Regions from separate parts of the Mus musculus genome. Here region 1 is linked to region 2. Evidence: chromatin loops called from intact Hi-C (ENCODE). Cell type or tissue: heart. All regions are shown on one strand.

The links. A loop is a pair of places that touch in the nucleus more often than their neighbours do. Peaks named below come from ENCODE experiments on the same cell type or tissue, not always from the same donor. Only the 100,000 strongest peaks of a DNase experiment are listed, where the experiment ranks them.
Region 1: it touches region 2 in a loop (2.7-fold over the local background); 9 of 42 quality-filtered maps call a loop at or near these places.

Annotation. Positions count from the first base shown.
Region 1 is chr14:121,694,630-121,702,629 of GRCm38, forward strand. It overlaps Dock9 (dedicator of cytokinesis 9), which reads right to left and starts at 3,788. Exons shown (of 54, transcript NM_001081039.1): 1 at 3,565-3,788. The coding sequence starts at 3,684. In heart, a CTCF peak has its summit at 3,834; DNase peaks (open chromatin) are centred at 292, 1,996, 2,582 and 3,832; H3K4me3 peaks cover 1,784 bases; H3K27ac peaks cover 1,418 bases.
Region 2 is chr14:121,644,772-121,652,771 of GRCm38, forward strand. It overlaps Dock9 (dedicator of cytokinesis 9), which reads right to left. Exons shown (of 54, transcript NM_001081039.1): 9 at 6,979-7,046. Among named protein-coding and RNA genes, the nearest start is that of Dock9, 50 kb to the right of the region's middle. In heart, no CTCF peak of the experiment used is centred here; DNase peaks (open chromatin) are centred at 2,030 and 4,120; H3K4me3 peaks cover 473 bases; H3K27ac peaks cover 1,889 bases.

The DNA of each region.
Region 1 (8,000 bases), 50 kb after region 2:
CTCTGCTGTAGGAGCTGGGCACCGACGGGGCCACTGGAAGCCAAGTCCTCTCTCTACAAGGTGCACACGGGCAGCCGCCACACTGCTTAGTGATCACGTGTGACTGCAAACATTGGAGTCAGAACTCAAATCTGTTAACATGTGTTATGTCCCACAAAGATATGAAAAAGCAAACATGTATGTGGAAACAGGACTCCATTTGCATGTGAAGTTTAGCTCCTCCCTGTCCACCTCACAGAATTAATCCCACCCAGGAGCTCCACTGAATGATCTGCCAAATTCCACTCCAGGAGCTCCACACCCTTTTCCTCTCAAGGGCAGCAAAATAACAATTAGGATAATGTCTTTCCAAGAGTTAGCATTTGGAGGGGAGAGAGTGGTATTCAGTGTGAGCAGACAGCCCTCAGATATCAAGAACATCCCCAGCGCTCCCCACACATTACCCACAGTCACAGAGTCACCACCGATGGTTTGGAACTTAACCTGAGTGGCACAGGGACATCTGTCTCTTCTGCTCTCTAGAACTATGCAGACAAGACCCACCTATGAGACAGACCCTTTGGTCTCAGAGTTTTCCTGACATCTAGGCACAGGATCTTGCTGAAAGTACTGACTTCCAGCAGGTGTGGTAACCTGCACCTATACACTGGGTAGGAAATGAGACAGACGGTCCTGGAAGTCAAAACTCAATCTAAAAACAGAACCACCACCAATGGCTTTCCTAGCCCTAAAAGGAAAACCTTAAACGTGTCAAGTCTGTCAGGCCAGAGGAAAAGGAAGCACCACGGCAAGGCAAAACTTCAGTTTACAAGCTAAGTCTGCAGAAAGCACTTTAAGATGCATACACCAGTACATTCACTGTGGCATTGTGACTGATGGCAAAGAACTAGTAACAAACCGAATAACTACACAATTAAAGTAGATATTAAAAGGGGAAAATTACATTGCCATTAAAAATTAGGCATATATGGGTCGGGAGGCAGCCGTCAGGTAAGCACTTGCTATGCAAGCCTAAGGACTTAATCTGATCCCCAGCTCCATGTGCTAAAGGCAGATGTGGCAGTGTGTTCTTACAGTCTTAGTGCTGATAAGATGGGGACAGGAATTTAAGCTCCTGTCTTTACACCTGAGGGATGAGAACTGAGCCTGATTTCTGATAGACATGCATACATGCATATACTCATGCAGGCACACATACACACACACTCACGCATGCATAAATCCATACATGATTTTGGAGGTGTTCTGGGAGAAAACACTTAAAAGATTCTGTATTCATGGACTTTCCGAAGCAGACAGGATATGGAGACTTGTGCTTTCTTAGGCACAGACAGGACAAGTCAGGAGTACACAGAACAAGTTAGCAACAACGGCAGCCTTCGAGGGGTTGTCTCTTTCACTTAACTATTTCCAGGGGCTGCAGTGTGGCTCAATGGTAGAGCATTTGAGGACTTGCATACATGAGACTTTAAACTGGATCCCACCCCAGGAGTAACGGGATGCAATTTACATTCTTTATTAACCATTAGTTGTCCCTTCTAAATTGTTCATTATTTTCTCCTAGGGACTACACGTAATAACTAAATGTTACTTCCTAAATGGACTATGTTCCCTGTGGCTAAACATCTCTCCATATAGTTCACTCAATTACGGGCTCAGGGGTTCTCACACAAGTCCAGGGGCTATCAGTGCTATGCTAATGATCAGCACCCCAACATACTGATCTTGGGTCTGCACACTTTAGAATGCTCCCCTAAGAAGCAAGCTGTGCTCTCAGCAGCTTGCTGCATTCTCATTTGCTGTGAGCAGCTGTCTTCACAGACAAAGAGATTCACCCTGGCTAGGCACCCCCTAAACATCCTGGCTTCTATCTGATATTCCCCTCTTATCTTGTTTACCTCTGTGGAAGAGAAACTCCTGCAGATAAGAAAGTTGTCAGGTTGTATCAGTTTCCTTCCCTCTCCACACCCCTCTGCAGGTGCACGGAACTGGACCACTCCACGGGACCAGAAGTTTCCATGTCCCAAGAATCATTTCCCCATGTACACCTGTAGCTGGCCCAGCCTTGTCTTTTACAATTCCCAGTGGAACCATCTGGACTGAGCTAAACAAGGAACTACAGCATACGCAGAAAACATGAGAACACTAGAAAGAGCAGTCATGTTTTTTTAAGAGAAGTCACTTCTACATTATTTGAAAGAAAAAAATCAGAACATCACTACAAGCTACTTAGTTCTTCCGGTAACGATTTCTGCCCATCCAGAGAACCACGAGAGAACAAACACATTTCAGGATATCCACCCAGGAAACCCAAACCACACAACATCCTTCATCTTCCACTCTAGGATTTCACCCTAGGAGGCATGCAGGTGACTCAAGCCACGATGATACAATGAGCTATCTATCAGGCTTGAAGATAGGGAGCAAACAACTGTAAACTTTATATTCCAGAAAAGGGGCGGAGGCAGTAAATCTGTATGTTAAAAATGAACTGTGTGCGTGTGGCGGGGTGGGGTGGGAGGGGGAGCCAACTTATTTGACTGACTTTCAGTCAAGAACAAGCAGTACAGTTTTGAAGGCGGCGCAATACAAGTAAGTTAACCCCCCTCATCACAAAGGAAAGCGATTCGGTCAGGGTGAAATATGCTCTTGGAGAGTTTAAGCTCCCACCCTCACAGCTGTTAATTGCCAGTGCAGTAAACTGGAAACCAAACACTAGAGCACTAGAGCAGCCACAACTGAACTTCCATGTTTGGGGTGGGGAAAGCTACACAGAGGTACTAGGCACTAGCTTGACAATCCCTTTAACAGCCCGTGTGAAAGGCTCAATTGTCCCCTCGGCAGAGCACGCTGGTGGTTTCTGCAGCTTGCTTTAAAAAATTATGTGCCTTTATTGTACTAAAGAAATTCCAAACGGGAAGCACAGCCTACTCATTGACGGTTAACAACACAATTACTTTACATGGTCTTCCCTTCCAGAGTCTAAGAAGGCACTTGAGTTTGTTCAAACTACTATGGGTTTGGCTAATGCTAAAACATCAACTTTGCTGTCAGCTGAGATTCTTTCTGACTCTGTTCAACACAAACGCCCCTGATAAAAATAAACAAGGGGAAGAGACCGGCGTGCACTCCTCAGCACCTACCTGCCTTGTTTTCTCACTGACATAAATAGACAATGCACAGAAGGGTTTAAGTCTGCAAAATACTTCCTTTCCAACTCCCAGGGTGCTGTTAAAACCCCCGCCCAGTTGACTTCTGAAAAAAAAAAATCGTTGTGGCTAGGTGTGACAAAATTTTTGAACAATACTAAATTGTTTTATGCAAAGCTCCTCCCAGAAACCTGTTCACCCACAAACGTCAACATTTCTTTCCTGAGGAAGGATGGAAGTAGACTTCAGGCCAGTCTATAAGGAAAGGTAGAGATAAGGGTTTCCTAGAGACAGGCGGAGCAAGTCAGAAAGGAGCAAGTCGGAAAGTCAGAAAGAGCAGCGGGATGCGGTGGGTCACTGACTCATTCAGAAGCAGTCACGGTCCCGGGACAGGGCGACAGGACGGGACTCTTACCAATGTGGAGCTCTCTGCCTCCACGTCTGCCTGAGCTGCATCCTTGTACTGCAGGGGGGACTCGATGACCAACTCCTTCTTGTCACTTCTACCGCTCGTCCTGTACTTCTCAGCCTGCATTCTCCACACAGACCACTGTCAGAAAGCCTGCAGCAGGGACAGCTGAGAGTCCCCCACCAGCCGCACCGCTGGCCAGAGAAAGGAAAGGAAGCCTGAAGCCTGTTTCCCAGGCACTGGAAGTGCAGAGCCTGAGGGGTGGGGAAGGCATGACCGAGAAGGCCAGCCTCTAGGGGTGTTACTACAGCTAGGAGAATGGGAGGCTCCTGCTCGCTGGCCAAAGAAAAACAACCCCCAAACAGAACAATACACAGTGTACTGCCTCTGCAATGAAAGACCAGCCTCATTGTGTCTGTTCCACACAGCGTGGGCCAAATCAATGTGAATCCAAATAGTGCAGCATTGAGAAGGAAGCCTGCCGATCCCAGCGAGGCTCCCTCATAAGGACTTCCGATCTGAAGCCCCCAGCTAGGTCGCCTGGCTGGTCTAAAAGTTGCAGTTTCAAAACGCTTTCATTTGTGTTATGGCTAAGCACCAAGAACTTGGCTCCTGATCAAAGCAGGACCAAACGAGCAAGCAAGGGTGTTCCCAGGAGGTACAGTTCAAGAAATCATTTCTCCTTGCAGGACAGACAGCAGCAGACAAACTCATGTATCTGTTTTATGCCAGGGAGATGATACCGTAATGCTGAATAAATTAATAATGCAGCCAAAGCATTTACCATGGACATTTTCTTTGCACACAACAACGTGTGTGTGCCAGGATGTAGTGTGCCCAGTGTTAAAGGATGGAGAAGGTCAGAGTGGAAACGTAAAGCAGAAAGTCTCTTCCCTCAAGAATAGGAAAAAGATGGGAAGTCCAAAGATATCCTGAAGAAGAGAGATACACAGATGTTCTTGCAGAAGTCTGCTATCAGGAGTTACAGAGCCAAAGTTTGGAGCTGAGATGAAAGGATGGACCATGTAGAGACTGCCATATCCAGGGATCCACCCCATAATCAGCATCCAAACGCTGACACCATTGCATACACTAGCAAGATTTTATTGAAAGGACCCAGATGTAGCTGTCTCTTGTGAGACTAGGCCGGGGCCTAGCAAACACAGAAGTGGATGCTCACAGTCAGCTATTGGATGGGTCACACGGCCCCCAATGGAGGAGCTAGAGAAAGTAGCCAAGGAGCTAAAGGGATCTGCAACCCTATAGGTGGAACAACATTATGAACTAACCAGTACCCCGGAGCTCTTGACTCTAGCTGCATATATATCAAAAGATGGCCTAGTCGGCCATCACTGGAAAGAGAGGCCCATTGGACTTGCAAACTTTATATGCCCCAGTACAGGGGAACACCAGGGCCAAAAAGGGGGAGTGGGTGGGCAGGGGAGTGGGGGTGGGTGGATATGGGGGACTTTTGGTATAGCATTGGAAATGTAAATGAGTTAAATACCTAATAAAAAATGGAAAAAAAAAAAAAAAGAAGTCTGCTATCTTTTTTGTTTCCTCATATTCCCTGAAGGAGTAACTTTTTAAGAGATCAACTAGCAAAAATCAAAACACAAGCATCGGAGAGGTTCGCTACAAGGATGCACGAAGGGGTTTGCTACAAAGATGCACGAAGGGGTTTGCTACAAAGATGCACAGAAAGCATGTACTACAGGTGGGTTAAATGTAAAGATGCCCTTCGGGTGGAACCCCTCCCATTTAGTGCCTGTTCACTTCTTTGAAATCAAGACCTGTCTAGTAACAGATACAAATATTATAATAGTCAGTAAATAGCATCCACAGTCTCAATGTACAAAATAGTCTAGGACCAGAAGCCAGCAGAAGAAATGCAGTCCAAACCCACCCAGCCCCACCATCACTCTGCAGGCACCAGGATGATGGAGACTGCCAGAGCTCAGTAGGACTCAAGTGGAAACTGAGAGGCCACACAGTGCCTAACTGCCCTCCCTCTTTCCCTTCAGCACCTGCCACTGTCATTTAAACACCAGAAATCCTTCTGACTATGATCACCACTGTGTAGTAAATAAATTACTGAGTCCATTTAAAAAATAGTTAACTTGCTGGGTGTGGCTGTTCACACCTATAATTCCAAAACTCGGGGATAACTAAGGCAGGAGGATTGCCACCAGTTCAAGGCCTGCCTAGAACTAAAAGTAAGCTCCTGTATCAAGAAAAAAAAATCAAAACCTAGCTTTTATAATAAATACACTTTTAAAGAGTTGGGTACATAGCTCTGTTGGTAGTGTTTGCCTGGCATGCACAAAGCCCTGCGTTCAATCCTTAGCATCACATAAATCAGAAATTGGGATCCATGCCTGTAATCATAGCATTCTGGAGGTAGAGACTGAAGGGTCAGAACTTCAAGATCTTTCTATCGTTAAAACACATATGAAGTTCAAGGCCCACCCACCATGACCCCTTCCCCGAAAGACTAAAGAAAAGAAAGAATAAACTATCCAAGATTTAGAAACTGGGTAGGTTATGGTGGTGACCACTCATTTACTCTCTTCACTCAGGACACAGAGGCAGGCTTCGGAACTCCGAGTTTGAGGCCTGTCTACTCTACATAGTAAGTTCCAGGACAGCCAGGACTTCAGAGAGAAACCCTGTCTCAAGAAAGAAAAAAATAAAATAAAATATATAGAAGAGGCTAGCTTATAGATTATCTTTCAAGGCAAACTCTGGCATTCTAATCAAAGCTGCATCCCAAAATAATAGAATCCAGGAATTTGAAAAACCATTCTAAGGTTACAGAGGGGCAGGAGTAGAGAGTTTCAGTTACATACAAATAAAGCCAAAAGAAGAACGAAATTAAAATTTAGAGGTGTCCTAGATAAGAGGCTAGAAATCACAGCACAAACCACAGACATGAGCAACAGCTCACAAACCTTCTAGGTGGCTCACAGGATAGGCCTAATCTTCCTCAGATTTCCACTGCCACTCAGCAGCCAGCAGCTAAGGAAACAAGCTATCCAATTTGTTGAGTCAACCCGCAGTGGTATCCATAGTAGTCTGCTGGGTTAAGACGTTGCCTGAGAAGCACTGTTTGCCCTGTACAAAGCACTGCTTACAGTCTGCAGTCTTACCTACTCTTGGAAACTCTATGTCAGTTAGCCCTGTTTCTCACACGGGCAAACTGATTCGGACTTTAAACGTACATACTAAACAGCCTTCACACAATGGCGTACAGATGCTCACTTGGGGGTAACTGCTGTTGCTATTCCCAAGCTGAAGAATATACTTAAGTCTTAAATTCGGAACTCTGGCTTTACGGCCTAAAAGGACAGACAATTCCACCAACTATGCTGTTGCAATACCTTACAAAGATCTGCAGCAACTGAAAATAAATCCTTTAGTGGCTGGGGAATTGGGATGGTACATCTGTATAGTCTCAGCACCCCAGGCTGTGAGTTCAAAGCAGCCTAGACTACTTTTCAAGATGGTGTCTCAAAGCCACAATGAGAGGGCTCAGCAAGCACGAGGTCATGAGTGTGGATTCCCAGTCCCTACATAAAAGCCAGGTGTAGCCGTGTGTATGTCTGCAAACCACTGCTGATGGGGGAAGGGACAGGAGGATTTTGTAGCTAATTTGATAGCCAGTAGCAGAATAGAAGACCTCCAGGCTCAGTGAGAAATCCCATCTCAAAAAAGTAAGGTGAAAAGCAATCAAAACCTTAACAACTACTTCTGGTCTTCATAGGTGCTCACACTCCTGAATGCACACAAGCTCACACCTATGTACACACACACACACATACACAAATACACACACCTCTCTCATGCACATACACACTGCTAACTATCCTCTCTGCTGAACCTGTCAGTTGTTTTCAAATACTGAGCACCACATGTTAATGTATCAGGTAGGCACTGTCTTAAGGATTTTGTATATTTTCTTTAAATTAAAAAAAAAAAAAAAAAAAAAAAAAAAAAAAGCAATGACTTTAAATGTCTTTTGTAACCAAGGGGAGGGGTAAACACTGAGCTCTGAGGCAGCCAGGACAAAAAAGCAAACAAGATCAGTTCCATAATGTAAACCATCCAGAGGGGAAAACATGCAGGTTCTAAAGGAAATACATCTTGTAAAAAGTTTCTCTGGCAGAGGTTTATGTCAGAAGAGCTGTTGAATGTATGGCAAGGTTCTCAACTGTGTCTATAGGATGTGCACTACAAAATTCTACTTACACCACAGACCAAGTAACAGAGTCACCTTCCCAAGATAGCCGGCCCATCAAGTGGCCCAGCTCACTGAACTGGAAAGTTCTGGGGCAACTCTGTGTCACCTCAGCCACGGTTTTCTGCTCTCTTCAAGGGTGCTGCAGGTAGAGTCACCAAGGAAGCTGAAGGCAGCGCATGCACTCTCACCCTGAGCCTTGGAA
Region 2 (8,000 bases):
TATGAGAGCGCTTCATCTCACTACATCTCTATCCCCCTTTTTTTTAAACACACAAAAAACCTAGACCACATGTAAGTGGAATTTACTTAAGTGACCCCAAAGAGCATGCTGTCAACTGTGAGGAGATTCTCTAGAGCCATGGTGACTGGAAGTGACAAGCAGTACTGTATGCTAATCCTGGATTGAGTTCTTCTCAAAGGCAAAGACTGTGATCTGGGACCTTCAATGCTGGACACAATGGCTGGTGTCTTCCTGGAAGCTGCTTGCTATCTAAATTGACTGTGCCAGGAGAAACTAGCAGAGACAGCAAAACTACTCTGAGGTCTTCAGAACTGGAGAGTGAATAAGATGTATACATTAAAAAGAAAAGTATATTTGTAGCCAAATTAGACACAAAGCTTCCAAACATGGGCACTGTTACCCAGGGAATATGTCCTGTTAGGAAAAGAAGACAGATTCTGAGGAGCAAAAGCCATGATCTACCTCACACAGCTGCTGGGCCATGAGCTAGACAAAAAGCAAGACCAGATTCTTAAAGTTCCTCTTGTCCCTCCCAAGGCCCAGAATCACTCATCAAACCAAAGGAAAACACAATACATGGTAGCTGAAGGATATTAGTAAGACAGGATCTAGGAAACAAGAACATGGCTCAGGGCGGGCGAGGCTTCATGCAGGAAATAATAAATACTTGGAATACTAATGACTACAAAAGCTGATTTTAGTTGGCAACAGCCGGTATCTATTGCTAGATATTCTCCTTGATGCCCATTTAAGCTTTCATAATCTGAGGCTGTAGTAACAGCACATATCCACCATGACGGATGCCTCCTCTACTTTAATCCCCAGTACCACAAGATAATAACTGAGAAATTACCCAGCCTTCAAAGGCTTGTACTTTTGTTATCCCTGCTCATCAAAGACAAGGTGCTAAGGCAGGGCCCTAAGTGATTCTTCCAGTTTCAACATCAAATAGAATCTCATATTTTAACGTGTGCCATCTTGTTTAAAAGCCCAGATCTTTAACTATTCCACAAGACAAAAAGGGAAAATATATTTAATAAAATGAAGACTACAATAAAAAATAAAAAGAAAATATGAGTGCATAAGTTAAACATAAAGCAGAAACCCAAAGAGCAAATAAACACATAAAATCACAAAACCAAAAACCAAAGCAAACAAACAAATAACAACAACAACAAAAAAAATCAGTGATTGGCAGAAGACAGATGTTGTAGACTAAAATAGTCTTTAAATAAAACTTTGGAAATAAGGCAGAGAAACAGGAATATAAACTGCTATATTCTTTAAGTCCAAAACCTAGCAGTATCTAAAACATCAAAAACACAATACTCTTTGGCCTAGAATCCCAGTTTGGGACGGTCCTCCTGAAGACGAGTTCACAGGTGACACTTCCTAATGCTTACTGTACAATTTACAGAGGCTGAAAACCCAGTATCACCTAAATATTCCTAAAAGTACATGGCTGAATAATGCATACACTATCCACCAACGAACAACCTTGACTTGTGTGTGGTCCATCTTCAAAGAGACTGTCCCCTCTGCTGACACAGAGACACCCATGAGATACGTTTTAATGGTAGAGAAACTATCAAAGTAACTGGGAAATCACGAGCACACGTAGGAAGCAGCTAGCTGTCTTGCGCGTGCACATACACATTCTCTCGGTGCCCAGTGTGGCAGGAGAGGAATCACAGCAGGTTACCACTGGAGTTCTCAGGAAGAGGAGGACAATCATGAAGATAAAAGATTGACTTCTTTACCCAACACGGGCAGTTTTACTGACAGGAAGCATAAAAGTAAAATCTTAATCAATGTTTGGTAAAGATACTTATAATATGCACTTTCACAGCCAAGGTGCCCACAAAAATACAGCTGTTAAAAAAAATTATCCCAAGACTATGCAATTGAGCGCATTTCAGGGTGGCGGGATTCAGTCCTGCTCTGAAAATAGACTGTGGTCGGCCAGTCCAGAGGGCTGTAGGAGCTTCCTCAGACGGCCGTGGCTGCATCCTGGCCGTGGCCTGCTTTCTATTTTAGGTTCAGTAGAGAGAGAAATGTGCGGGGGGAAATGGACAGGAGCAGAGCGACTTTCCCTAGAAGCTGTCACTTGCACACTCGGCAAAGAGAAGGACTCAGCCCAAAGAGCCATACCAAAACAAACAAACAAAAATACCTCCTAACCCACACAGTAAACCTTAAGCCCAGTCACCGACATTCTCATGTTTCCAGAAGAGACAGTGATGTATCTCTAGTTTTCTGTGAGCCGAAGAAATGATTTAAAGTGAAAAAAATCTATGGGCAATTTTACTTATTTCAAATAATAATTTGAAATAATTTTTCCTGTACTGTATTACAGGAAAAATACTGTGTTGAGTCATTTAGACAAAATGAAATAAAACAGTTAGCAAAATCCCCTGAGGCCAAAATGTGTAATTCTTTAAAAGACTGTTATGTATATGGGTGGTTTGCCTGTATGCATGCCTTTGAACCATGTACCCATAGACACCCCTAGGACTGGAAACTTGGATGGTTATGAGCTGCCATGCACGTGCTAGGAATCTAAGCGCCCCCCCCCCAGAAGAGCAGCTGGTGCTTTTAACAACAGAGCCATCTCTCCAGCCCCCAGATTATTTACTTTTAAAAAAATTTATTTTATTTATATGAGAACACTGTAGCTGTCTTCAGACACACAGGAGAGAGCATCAATCCCATTAAAGAGGGTTGTGAGTCACCATGTGGTTGCTGGGAATTGAACTCAGGATCTCTGGAAGAGCAGTCAGTGCTCTTAACCGCTGAGCCATCCCTCACCCCCACCCGACCCCTCCCATCCCCCAATTATTTACTTCTTAAATTAAAAGGCTACCATAACACATATTTACTGCATATATGAGATTTAACTCAAAAGGACTTACGTTTCACCTCAAGACACAAAGCCAGGCTAGAACTTTCTAGAATTAGAAGGCTTATCAACGCAATGACTGCCAAACTGCAGTCAATCCCTTGGTGTAATAATGGCATCGTTTCTGGTTTGAGACTTAGGGAAGGAAGTGTTTGTTACAAACTTGGCTTTAAAACTCTTATTAAACTAAAATGTGTCCAGGAAACCACACGGGTTCCCACAAGTCCTGTTGAGCATGGTCCCCAGCCCTTATCCAGCCTCAAAGAGACTATAAAGTTGCAGACACCACTTTCTCTGTCCTGTATTCAACTATGAAAGGCTTACCTGTAAAGAAAAGTTCTTTGACTTCGAGATAAAATGATAAGAAACTGAATGGAAGCTTTTGGAGTCACGTGAGATGCCTCTCTTTCAGAATACAAGATGACAAGTTGTGAGCTACTGTTTGCCCCGCTATCCCCAGAAGAAAATGAAGGAAGAGAGCTGAGGTTTTCTTCACATTTCCTCTACACAAGAAGGCAACGCACACCCTCCGGCCTCATCTAACATGAAGGCAATCAGAGGGAGGAGCTCCCCGAGTTCTAGAAGAAACCAACTCACTGGTTCACAGACGCCTTTTAAATATAAATTCTTACAATTATAGACTGATGCTCTGTGTTTTGTTATATTTACAGTAAAAACTGTTTGCTTCCCTGCTAGACAATAGGAGGAAAAGATGAACTTTTAGGGTAAATACAGTCTGTCCCTGGTATGGAAACAGTAAAGATGCGCCTTTTCTCCAGGAATAAGCAAAGGCCCCAAGAACACACCAACAACCCTGAAAATCCAAGTTGGCTTCACTCACATCATGAGGCTAGTCCATAATATTCCAGAATGAAACATCAGTTATTTTGCACTGAAACAACTTCCCGTCAGACATTTCCTGTTTGTCCAAGTGTGGGTCTCAGTGGAGAAAACAAAAGCCAGAGGAACAGGATGAGTTAGGCAATGACAAGCTGTCCAGAGAGGACTCGGCCATTAAGTTACCCCCAGCTACCTTTGCCTGGCCCCATTGTTCCAGGCATCCTCCCTGAAGACTGTAGAGTCTTCACACTGCCTGGGCCTCCCATCAAACGCTTCCCCGACCTCTTTACCCAGAGAACACTCCCCTCCTCCCCCTTTCCACACACACTCCATCTGACTCTGTAACACGGGACTCATTCCTCCTGAAAACAGGATGTCCATTCGCTAGCCAGTTCCCGTGCTCCCTCAACAAATGAGCCACAACCCCAGCACTGTAACAGGAGGCGATAAACAGCTGGGCTGACCACAAAGGGACCAGGCATAGGCCGGCAGCCACCAGGTAGAGCCTGGCCCCTCACAACACAACTGTGAGAAGGCCAGCATTCTGAAGGCACAGGGACTGACAGATCCACAGGTCCAGTGATCCTCACGGGAACACCTGGGGGAAGGACAACACACTGTCCCCTTTTTCGCCTTTGTTTTCTGCCAGGTACCAGAAGACAAAGCTAAAATTCTTATGCATCTTCATAGGGGAAAAAAATTGGATTTCTTTGTTGGCTTTGCTTTGGCCAAGACAGAGTTTTGCTATGAGCCAGGCTGACCCTGAACTTGCATTCCTCCTACTTTGCCTCCCCAGTGGTGTGCCGCCAGACCTGGCCTGAAAATGCAGGTGTTAAATAACCAATGTGGGACTCAAAGAACCTGAGCTGTTTCTTAGGTGACCATGCTATTCACTGAGTTGCCAGAAAGTTCTTTTCTGGTTTCTAGGTTGCGTCAGTGTGCTGCTTCAATAAACTAAGAGTCAAGCAGTTCTAACCCGTTGCTATGGGGTCCTCTGAGCATCCAGAAATAAAGATACATGCATATATGGGTGTCAAACGAGGCCTAGACTTCCTAACATGATGGGGTGAGGGGTGCAACTCAGTGATAGAGTATTGGTCTACCATATCCAAGGCCCTGGGTTTCAGACACACACACAGACACACATACAGACAGACACACACATACAGACACACACACAGACATAATACACAGACTCAACACACAAACACACAGAGACAGACACACACATACACAGACACACAGACATATGCACACACACAGAAACAGGCATGCAGATATATACACAGGCACACAGAAATACACATACACACACAGGCAGACACACACACAGACACATATAGAGATACACACCACATACAAACACACAGAAACAGACACATGCACAGACATACAACACAGGCATACAGAGACACAGAGACTGAAACACGCGCGCGCGCGCACACACACACACACACACACACACGGGAGAAAAAGCAAGAAAATAAACATAGAAGCCAGAACCCAAAACTCCTCCAGGCTAGGCATAGGTTACAATGAGGGCTCTAAAGTTAGCTTTAATAGGCAGGTGCTAAAAAGATTCTGTGGAAACAGCTAAGTCCTGAGGAAAAACAATACCCACAGTTCCAGCCAGGAAAATTTATACTGAGAAAGGTCAATGCTGAATGCTAGTCTAGTTGCAATCCTATATTGACACAGCATGATTCTATTACAGTGCTTAACGTGTGGGTGTGTACAGTCACCATTTTACTTTATTATTAAAAATAAAACAGAAAGGTAAGGACACAAAAAGAATGAGGGATAGTGAAGACAAAGGCGTCACTCATTTAAAAGAATCATGCACACACACACAGACACATGCATGCACACACACACACGCACGCACACACACACACCCGTGTGCACATGCACACACAGGAGATCGGGCCAAGGATACTCATTGTAACATTGTTCGAAGTAAGAAAAAATGGAAATAGCCTAAGAGCTAAAATGTTTCTACAGTACAATAAAAATGACTGACCAGATCTGTACCCGAAACAAGGCTAAATGAGATAGTACTGAACATCAGAGCAAAGTAAACAGAAAAGCAACTTTCAAACATCCAGGATCAACACCCTGCGTCCTCGTGGTGAAATACTTGTAAAAACACGGAACACAATGGAGGTAAAGGCATCACAGTTTGTGGCTGCGGCTGGGGCTGCGGCTCGAAGGAGAATGGGAGCAAAGGCAGTGTCTGAAGGATGCGCCTGCCACTGAGGCTGACGAGGTAGTGGCAGGGGCAGCACTGGCTCTGGGAGAGAGGCAACACAACATGGCTGTTTTGTTTTTCCTTGTGCTTTTCAGTGACTCTGGGGTTTCTCAAAGTTACAAAATGCACGAAGGGAGGAGCCCAGCTTTGCGGTTGTTCTCCTGCTGATCCAGGTGATCCGGCCACACGCTTCATAAACCAGCAGCTCCTCTTTAGTTGCAGTGACAAGATTACCACAATCACCCTCTTGGGAACTGTGGCTATCGAGTAGATAAAGAGCACCCAAGTGCACTGGCTCATTTATGTCAGCTTGACCTGAGTTAGGTCATCTGAGAAGATGCCCTAGCCAGGCTGGCCTGTGGGCTAGCCCGTGGTTCATTTTCTTAACTGATGATTGATGAGGGAGGGTCCAGCTCACTATGGACAGAGCCATCCTGGGCTGCTGGTCCTGGTCCTATAATAAAGCCGATCTGAGCAAGCCATGGAAAAGAAAACCGGCCAGCAGCGTTACTCCATGGCCTCTGCTTCAGATCCTGACTCCAGTTTGCTGCTCCGAGTTTCTGCCCTGATTTCTTCCCTCAGAGATGGGGTATGGCCTGAGAGTTGTAAGCTCTCGGGTCACCCTTTCCTCTCCAAGTTGCTTTTGGTTATGGTGTTTTTCACAGCTACAGTAGCATTAACTAAGGCACCAGTGAACATAATTTTAAGTAAAAGAAGCCTGAACAGAAAGAATACTTAGGAAGACAGAAGTACAATGGCAGCATTTAAAAAATAGCAACACACTTTGTAGGGTATTTTCTGGAGAACAGACTGAAGTGTCTGTCACTCGTGTAAAATAATTCCCACCCTCTCACATTCACCCCAGAAAGCAGACAGTGGCAATCATAGCAACAGTGCCGCCATACAGGAGAGCCACGGAATGAGAGGCACCCAGCCCTCACAGGAGGGTGGTGTGTGAGGATAGCCTCACCTTGGCAAGTTCAGGCAGGTAGCTGTCCAAACCGGAACCAGAACCTTCCAGTTTGCTCTGCTCGTCATCTAAATGGCAAAAGAGATCAACTGAGTTGTATGTAGTTGATACTTTCCCGTGTAATACAAGCAAAGGAACCCGAATGCAGTGGTTCTCAGGTCTGAAAGAGCATTCCAAACAGCTGGGGACTTTGGAGTGACACCGATGGCCATGCCCAGCATGGAGAGTAGTGGTCCAAGACCTTGTACAGCTAAAATCCGCTACCCTCAGCTCCCCCCTCACACTAGAACTGATGTCAGCCACACTCCATCAGTCAGAAGCTAGGGTGGGACCAAGGGTATGAGGGAACAGCCAGGGCTGGGAATCTCTTATGGGCTTGAAGTACAATATGAACACGCATCGAAAACATGGCCTGAGTGCCCTGCAATCTGGAGTAAGAGTCTTGCCATGTTCACTTCATCCTGAACATTCCAAAAGGGGATAACAATAGGAACTTTCCCACTTTAAAGATAGATTTCCCACCAGTGGCTGGAGGTAGTTTTTCTTTTGTTTTTCTTGTTTTTTTTTTATTACTTAAAAACTTTTATTTTTACGTAAAGATAGGTTGTAATGTAGCCCAGGCTAGCCTTGAGTGTGCAATGTAGCCGAAGATGACCTTCTGATCCTCCTACTCCACAGGTGTGTGCCACCACACAGGGTCTGTGCAGTACTGAGAACCTAAGGCTTCATTCATGACAGGCAAGCGCCCCACCAACCCAACTACATCTCTAGTTCATATTCCCATTTCCAGGTAAAATTCGAGATTCATAATAGTTTGTCCCAGGTCACATAGCTGAAGAAGTGCCTGCCCCACCATGAGTGTGGCTATTCCTGTTACATACTCCCCATACAAACTCCATCAAGGTACTAACTCTTTCTGTTTTTTGTTATCTGAGACAGGGACATTATGTAGCTCCAGTTGACTTGAAACTCCTTGCACAGTTGACTGGGCTACCTCAAAACCTGTGCCTCTTGCCTCTGCT